Regions from separate parts of the Homo sapiens genome. Here region 1 is linked to region 2. Evidence: read pairs that join two places in POLR2A ChIA-PET (ENCODE). Cell type or tissue: PC-3. All regions are shown on one strand. Links, peaks and the distances in the headings refer to the core of each region. The heading gives the core; the rest is flanking DNA.

Region 1 (2,500 bases), core at 1-2,500, 980 kb before region 2:
ATGGGGCGTTAGGGGCCTGTCTCTGCACCTGTCTGTCCATCTGCATGCAGTATTCTCACCCATGTTGAATGCCTGCTGCTTGTTTACCCTTTGGAAACCCTGGGGTGACCAAGGTTTGGAAAGCCACCTGAGACCACTTCATAGCAAGGGAAGGCTTTAAGCAGTTACTAGAAAGAGATGGGGATTTGGCCCCTGGCTCCTCCAGCCTGAATGAGCTATTTAATCCACTGTCCATGTTCCTCATCAGTCAAATCCAAAGTCAAAGGATTTGAACCTGCATCTGGAAACGTAACCACTCACAGCACCTGGCCCGCCAAGGTTGGGAGGATTGTACACTACTTTCATTTAAAGGGGAAAGTTTGATAATACGGAATTAATTAATATGAATGAGATGCATTAATAAGAACCTGAGCATGCTGAGAGTTGCAATTGTTGGTTTTCTGGTTTGATTGATTTCCTTTTTTCTTAGACACATCAAAGTCAAGAAAGATGGTTTTACCTTTACTGACCCAGCTGTACATATGTATCTAGACTGTTTTTAAATGTCTTTCTTCATGAATGCTTCATGGGGCTCCAGGAAGCCTGTATCACCTGTGTAAGTTGGTATTTGGGCACTTTATATTTTTCTAAAAACGTGTTTTGGATCCTGTACTCTAATAAATCATAAGTTTCTTTTTAAAAATTTTCCAAAACTTTTCTCCATTTTAAAAAGCCCTGTTATAAACGTTGAACTTTCACAATGTTAAAATGTTAAATATTTGGATATAGCAACTTCTTTTCTCTTCAAATGAATGCCAAGATTTTTTTGTACAATGATTAATAAATGGAACTTATCCAGAGAAACCACGCAAATGGCCTGCCCAATTTCGTTTGAGGACAGAAAGCCCAGCCATGACTTGAGTAGAATGTCTCTCACCTCTCTTCGGATCTAAATATGAAAAGTATGTTCTGCTGAATTTTTCTGAGCATTGGTGAGCGGACAGCCTACCTGTAAACCATGACCTCCTTGCCAAACGTTAATTTTATCAGCTCACTAGTAACCTTTGAGAATTATCTGGTTGTCATGCAAAGATTGCACTTTCTGAATTATGTTAAAACACATGTTGTAAAATGAGAACTGCTCATGCTTTGAAAGAAAACCAGGTTCTTCGTGCGTTCTGTTGCCGTTGATTTGAATGGCTGTGCTGTATACGATGTGTCCAGAATGTCTTCAGAGCACTGTTTCCGTGTGATGTTACTACCTACTATGTGGGAGGAAAAAAGGTTATAGGTTAAACAAAGTCAATTGACTCTATGGTGGTGTTTCTCAATACCTGTGACGCACAGTACTGTGCGTCGTGACTTTCTAAGAGAAGTGTGCAGCGGGTGTGTCATCTTGATATATGAAACCCTGGAATTTCCCTCCCCTACACGCACGCACCGTCCCCGGGGGTCCGGTGTTTGCAGACATGCTTTGAAAAGCTGTCTCAGTGAGACATCAGTTATGTCCAAAATGAGTTTACCTTAGAATCAGACCGGTTTTGCCAGGCGTCATGTTTGCAAACATTATCCACCTAATCAGATTTTGAAAGGCCGGCTTTCATGTCGCCTGCCTGAGACTCATAACAGATCCCCATTATAAGCGCGTTTACACAGCAAAATGATTTTATTGAGAAAACCAGCATTAAGTACTGTTGCCGGCTCAGTTTTCCATTGCATACTATCTACTTAAAGTCCCGTTCTCATTTGTAAGTGTTCCGATCTTTCCCCACGGAGAAAACTGAGCAGAGCTGCCGTGTCGCAGGCTTTCTGCTGCTGATGTCGCATCTCTTTGCTTTCCCCTCCTTAGTCCATACTCCAAGTAAGTGAACTCAGACTACCAGCAACTTTTTAACTGAAAAGTATCTGTCCATGATGATCAAGATGCAGCTCTTCGTGTTTTTATTTTGTCTTTTTTTTTTTTTTTTTTTTTTGGAGGGAAGGAGAGACATCAACTGGACAAAATGCAAAATTTGGATGTGGGACAATTGCTTTTTGGAGACGTGAATAGCTGTACTGTACGTATTATTTTGTGTGGCATGCTAACTTTGAGCCGGGCACTGGCCTAATAAAGTCTTTGTAATCCTCCCAGCAATCCTATAAAGCAGACGCAGATAGTAAAGATTTTAGGCTTTGCAGGCCACGTACAGACTGTCACATGTTCTCTGTTTTTAAAAGTGTCAACAACATTCTTAGCTCAAAAACAGGCTGCAGGTGGGATGGTGCCCACAGGCCATAGTTGGCTGACCCCGGCTAGGGTGTAGGCACTTAGCATTCCACTGTATAAAGGGGAAACCCAGGTCATACTGCGTGTGCGTGGGTGGGAAGCCGGATGTGGAATACAGGTGGTCCCTGAGTCTCCAGGAACCACTGAGCTCCAGCTGTTCACACCCACACTCTGCGGCGCAAGCAACTACCTCGCCACGGTTTAGCCTTGGTCTAGCAGCGACTTTAACCTTGAATGTTGCATTTCTGAAAAATT
Region 2 (5,233 bases), core at 1,076-3,575:
TGATTTTTTTTTGACACCTCAAAGTGATCTCCACATAAAATAAATACTTGTAAGTGATGGCCCTTACTGAACGAACAAGATATTTTTAAAGTATAAATATTGTGGGGAAACGTTAAACCTCCAAATCTGTAAGTCAACATAGCTCTAAAGAGGAAAAATTAATGTTACACAGTATCTACTGGCCTGTCAATTGTTACATTTTTAAAAATAGAGCATTGTATACTTAATAGACTGGCATCAAATCTTTTGTACCCTGTATTTTTTGATCAAACAGTTGTTTAAACTGCTTGTATTCGAGGGATGCTTTTCATTTGTAAACATAATATTAATCTTGCCAACAATTCCATACCCTAGTATCTTTTTATTGTAACAATAAAATATATTCTTCTCTATAAAACATTTATGCTCTTTGAAGAGTTTCTTTTCTGCCTGAGGTTTCTTTTTAATCAATTTGTCTATCTCTTTATCTTTACAAACTCATCTTTAATCTTTTGTTTCTTTAAAACAGTCTGGTTTTTAAAGATTTTAGTTTTGAACATCGAATTTTGTGATATAAATTTATGGGGTCATGTATGAAGAATTTTGTCTTCATACTTGAAGTCAAAGGATGAAAAATTTGATCCCTAAAGAGTTCTTTTCACAATTTTTAAATTTCAATAAAATAAAGAATGGTAGGACTGTGATTGAAAAATGTGATACTAAATTTTTCTATTGAATGATGCATATTTATTTTTAAAATCCTTCTCTGTACTTATTCATTCAACAAATATTTATTAAGTGCTCAGTTTGTGCCAGCCACTATAGTAAGCACTGTGGAGTAAAAACAAACTTGGTCTGTGCAATCTTTGGATTTAGGTTATTGGCAGGGTAGGAGGCAGGTATTAATAAAATAACACAAAACTGCAGTGAAGACAAGTATGATTATGAGCAGTATGGTGCTGTATAGATAATATGGTGATTTGACTTAATAAGAGGCCAGAAAAATGGTTTGTTTATTTATTTATTTATTAATGACAGAGTCTTGCTCTGTTGCCCAGGCTGGAATGCAGCATTGCAATCTTGGCTCACTGCAGCCTCAGCGTCCCGGGCTCAAGTGATTCTCATGCCTTAGCCTCCCGAGTAGTTGGGACTACACGGGCCAGCGCCTGGCTAATTTTTGTATTTTTAGTAGAGATGGCTGTATTAGGCAGGATTCTCTTAGAGGGACAGAACTTCTGCCTGCTTTATACTTGCTGGAAGCTGATGAGATTGTGCCCACCAGATTAAGGGTGGATCTGCTTTCCCCAGCCCACTGACTCAAATGTTAATCTCTTTTGGCAACACCCACACAGACACACCCAGGATTAATACTTTGTGTCCCTCTATCCAATCAAGTTGACACTCAGTATTAGCCATCACAGTGAGGTTTTACCATGTTGCCCAGGCTGTTCTTCACCTCCTGGCCTCAAGTGATTCTCCTGCCTCAGCTTCCCAAGGTGCTGGAATTACAGGCATGAGCCACTGCGCCTGACCAGAAAAGTGGTTTACCTGATAAAGTGGCATTTGAACTGAGATCTGAAAGTAGAATATACTTGAAGTAGATGAAGAGAGGAATGACAATATTTTATAGCAGAAAGGACAGCAGCCCTTGGTGGCAGGAGGCATGTTGTATTCCAGGAACGAAAGACCAATGCAGCTGTAGTGGAGAGAATACCTGAGAGCATGTGATCAGATGAGGCCCACCTGAGGGCAGATAGGGCTAGACTAGGCATAGTGTAGCCACAAAAGGGCTTTCAGTCAGTGATAAGGATTTGGGTCTTTATCTTAAAAAGACAAGGAGAATCCATGTTACATATTTTAAGCAGGAATTGAAGGTGGGGTCTTGAGGAAGGTGAGTGGTTGGGCAACGAGACAGGAATGGTGAAACTCTGTTAGTCTACAATGTGCAAGGTGGCAGAAGTGCATGCCAAAAGTGGACATAGGCAGGCCAGGTGCGGTGGCTCACGCCTGTACTCCTAGCACTTTGGGAGGCTGAGGCGGGGGGGATCACGAGGTAAGGAGATAGAGACCATTCGGCTAACACAGTGAAACCCCATCTCTACTAAAAATACAAAAAGTTAGCTGGGCTTGGTGGCGGGCGCCTATAGTCCTAGCTGCTTGGGAGGCTGAGGTAGGAGAATGGCGTGAACTCGGGAGGCAGAGGTTGCAGTGAGCTAAGATCGTGCCACTGAACTCCAGCCTGGGTGACAGAGTGAGACTCCGTCTCAAAAATAAACAAACAAAAAAGTGGACATAGGCATTCTAGTCAGAAAGTTTGTCTAGTAGTCAAAAAAAAAAAAAAAAAAAAAAAAAAAAGGATGGTGCCTACTTCATTGCCTTAAGCCCTTTCTATCTTGGACAGAACCTCAGAGGGGCCCAGATATTTTCTTGGAGACAGATTCTGTCATGTTTTTGTGTCAGGAGTCTGAATGTCAGTTCTTCCGAAGTTTTACTGCAGCACTAGTGCTGAAGACTGCTGTACTTGTTTGGATGATTAATACTGACTCATAATCCAAAAGCAGGTACATGAAGACTATAATATTCTTAACCATGTATTGCAGATATGCTTTTGGAAGCTGATTCAAAAAACTTACATGAGTACAAGGTGATCTTTAATTGGTTTATGCTCCAGCTACACTTTTTGCTTGTTATTGCTGTGGCAGTGAAAATTCTGACATGAACAAAAGACTGAAAGTAAACATAACTTGAAATATTTATTAGTATAGAGTGGTTCTTGAATTGTATATTTGCTATAGCCTACATTTCAGGCTAAAATTCATTCTATACCTAGGCTTTAACATCTGTTTCTTGGTGCTTTCTTTGTAACTAGCAATACTCTGAAAAGACAGTGTGACATCGGTTAGCAGTTACATCACCAGTCTGTGATGTCGTGTGTGTAATTGTCAGTGGTCAATCCATGGTGCTGTGTGAAATTATACTTAAGCTATAGTGGAAAACTAGTGTCCTCTTCCTTGGCAACTGTGACCAAGTGTGGGAGATAAGCCTGAAGGCTTTAACTGAATAGCCATCTGTTTAAAGCGTCTGGTTTTAAATGTAGCAGCTCATGTCACATCAGTCAGAAAAGGCTCCTGCAGCTGCAGCAGCCTCTGTTTCAGTTAAATAAATAAACAAAATGTGTTTCTTTTTTGTATTTTGTTATTATGTTCCTAAGTCTCCTTTTTTGTTGTTGGTTTTTTTCTTTCATACTTACAAGATTTTGGTTGAGGAAGTTGAATTGTTGATAGGTGGGGTCACCTCATGAGTTAATTATTTGAGATTGTTTAAATACATTTTTATATCTGTCTCTGAAATAACAAAAGTGAAGCTTTGTGGTAAGAAACTATTCAGTTTTTTTATTTGATATGCACTTTCATGTGTCTTGGTGCATAGTGCTGATGGGAAAAGAATGAAATATATGATGAAATACTGTGCTTGAAGAGCAGCAAGCATTGAACCCAGTCATAGCTCGTGAACTTGTGAATGGACCTGTTTCTTTTTAAGTATGTGAAAATTTCTGGGAAATATTCTGATGAATTTTACATAGGTCATCTCTTACTATTGAACTTAAAATATTTCCCTTTTTCTCCCAAGAAGAACATTTTCAGTTTTACTTCTTTTGTCCTGTGCTGCCTTCAGTGAATGAAGAAAATTACTGCTTTATTCATTTGATATTATGGCATTGAAGTATACCATTATTGTGAATTTGATTTCTCTAGTATAGGCTTAGCAATTTGAAGATATTACTGGGAGATTGGCTTATATTAGGAAATAGTCTCCTTTATAAAAAAATTCAAAAACGCAATTTCAGCTTAATTCATCTCTAAGCAGTTATTATGTATGATATGTGTACTTCTCTATTTAGAAGGGCTTTACTATGAATTTTTGTAAATACCCTTTTCAATACACTTAAAAATTCTTCACCTTGGCCAGGCACAGTGTAATCCCAGCACTTTGGGAGGCCGAGGCAGGTGGATCATGAGGTCAGGAATTCGAGACCAGCCTGACCAACATGGTGAAACCCTGTCTCTACTAAAAGTACAAAAATTAGCTGGGTGTGGTGGTGCACACCTGTAATCCCAGCTACTCAGGAGGCTGAGGCAGGAGAATCACTTGAATCTGGGAGGCAGAGGTTGCAGTGAGCCGAGATCGCACCATTGCCCTCCAGCGTGGGTGACAGAGCAAGACTCTGTCTTAAAAAAAAAAAAAAAAAAAATTCTTCACCTATAAACAGTGCAATTATTCATGAATTTTTATTATATAAAGATATATATTTAATGTCATATACTTGATAGGGCTTTTTAACTAATAAGGATGATAGTGCAATTAGCTTATTGATTTGTAAATACCTGCCTCTGGTGTCTTCTATCATACCTAAACCTTTGTTTTGATTCATGAATATATTAGGCAGTTTTGTTTGTATTTTGTAACTATTTGAGAAGAAATAGTTTAAGCAAAAGTAATCTTCAGTCTTGCCATTGTCCCAAGTCATAAAAAATTCTGAAATAATTGTATTTTGCATTAAAAATGTCTTTATTTAAACTCGGCATGGTGGCCTGAGTTGTAGTCCCAGCTACTCTCAAGACTGAGGTGGAAGGATCACTTGAGCCCAGGAGTTTGAATCTAGTCTGGCCTAGACAATATAACAAGACCTTGTCTCTTTATTTATTTTTTATCTTTATTTTTAAAAGTCTTGATTTAATAAGACTTCAATGATCAGTTCAACTTGAATTTTTACCATTTAAAATGTTAAGACGTAGTAAAAGAGAAAAATAGAAAAAGTCACTTGACATAAAAGTATAACTTACGAGGAATTGTATATACAAATTAGTGGTCAAGATAACAGATTGATCATATTATTTTCCAAATAGGTTTATTTGGAGATATGTGAATTTTATTGTTTCTGAAGTAATTTTATAGTTACTGTCTAGTACTTAATTCTTCTCAAAACATTGATTAAATAATTTCTAGGTTAAGTTGGAAACATGTGATAACATTAAAAAATTTAAAATGTCTTTGGGCCTGAAAGATTATGCCTTTACATTCAACATGAAATCCATGGATGGAGTTTATATAAATAACCATGTAGGCTTACCAATCCTTAACCCTCTTGTATTAGTCCATACTCACATGGATATTTCCATATCCACTTTTACTCTTGTGTCAAAAGACAAAATTAAAACTCATTTAGTTATGTATCTAATTGGCTTTTATTCTC

The links. Peaks named below come from ENCODE experiments on the same cell type or tissue, not always from the same donor. Only the 100,000 strongest peaks of a DNase experiment are listed, where the experiment ranks them.
Region 1: POLR2A ChIA-PET joins it to region 2 with 8 read pairs; 1 of 35 experiments calls an interaction of 5 or more read pairs at or near these places.

Annotation. Positions count from the first base shown.
Region 1 is chr12:117,142,126-117,144,625 of GRCh38, reverse strand. It overlaps FBXO21 (F-box protein 21), which reads left to right. Exons shown (of 12, transcript NM_015002.3): 12 at 1-2,500. Among named protein-coding and RNA genes, the nearest start is that of TESC-AS1, 44 kb to the right of the region's middle. RefSeq lists enhancers at 1,155-1,234, 635-1,834. In PC-3, for the core only: no CTCF peak of the experiment used is centred there; a DNase peak (open chromatin) is centred at 1,395; H3K4me3 peaks cover 1,190 bases; H3K27ac peaks cover 2,312 bases.
Region 2 is chr12:116,162,361-116,167,593 of GRCh38, reverse strand. All of the region lies in intron 2 of MED13L (mediator complex subunit 13L), which reads left to right. Among named protein-coding and RNA genes, the nearest start is that of MIR620, 16 kb to the right of the region's middle. In PC-3, for the core only: no CTCF peak of the experiment used is centred there; a DNase peak (open chromatin) is centred at 2,493; H3K4me3 peaks cover 1,501 bases; H3K27ac peaks cover 1,990 bases.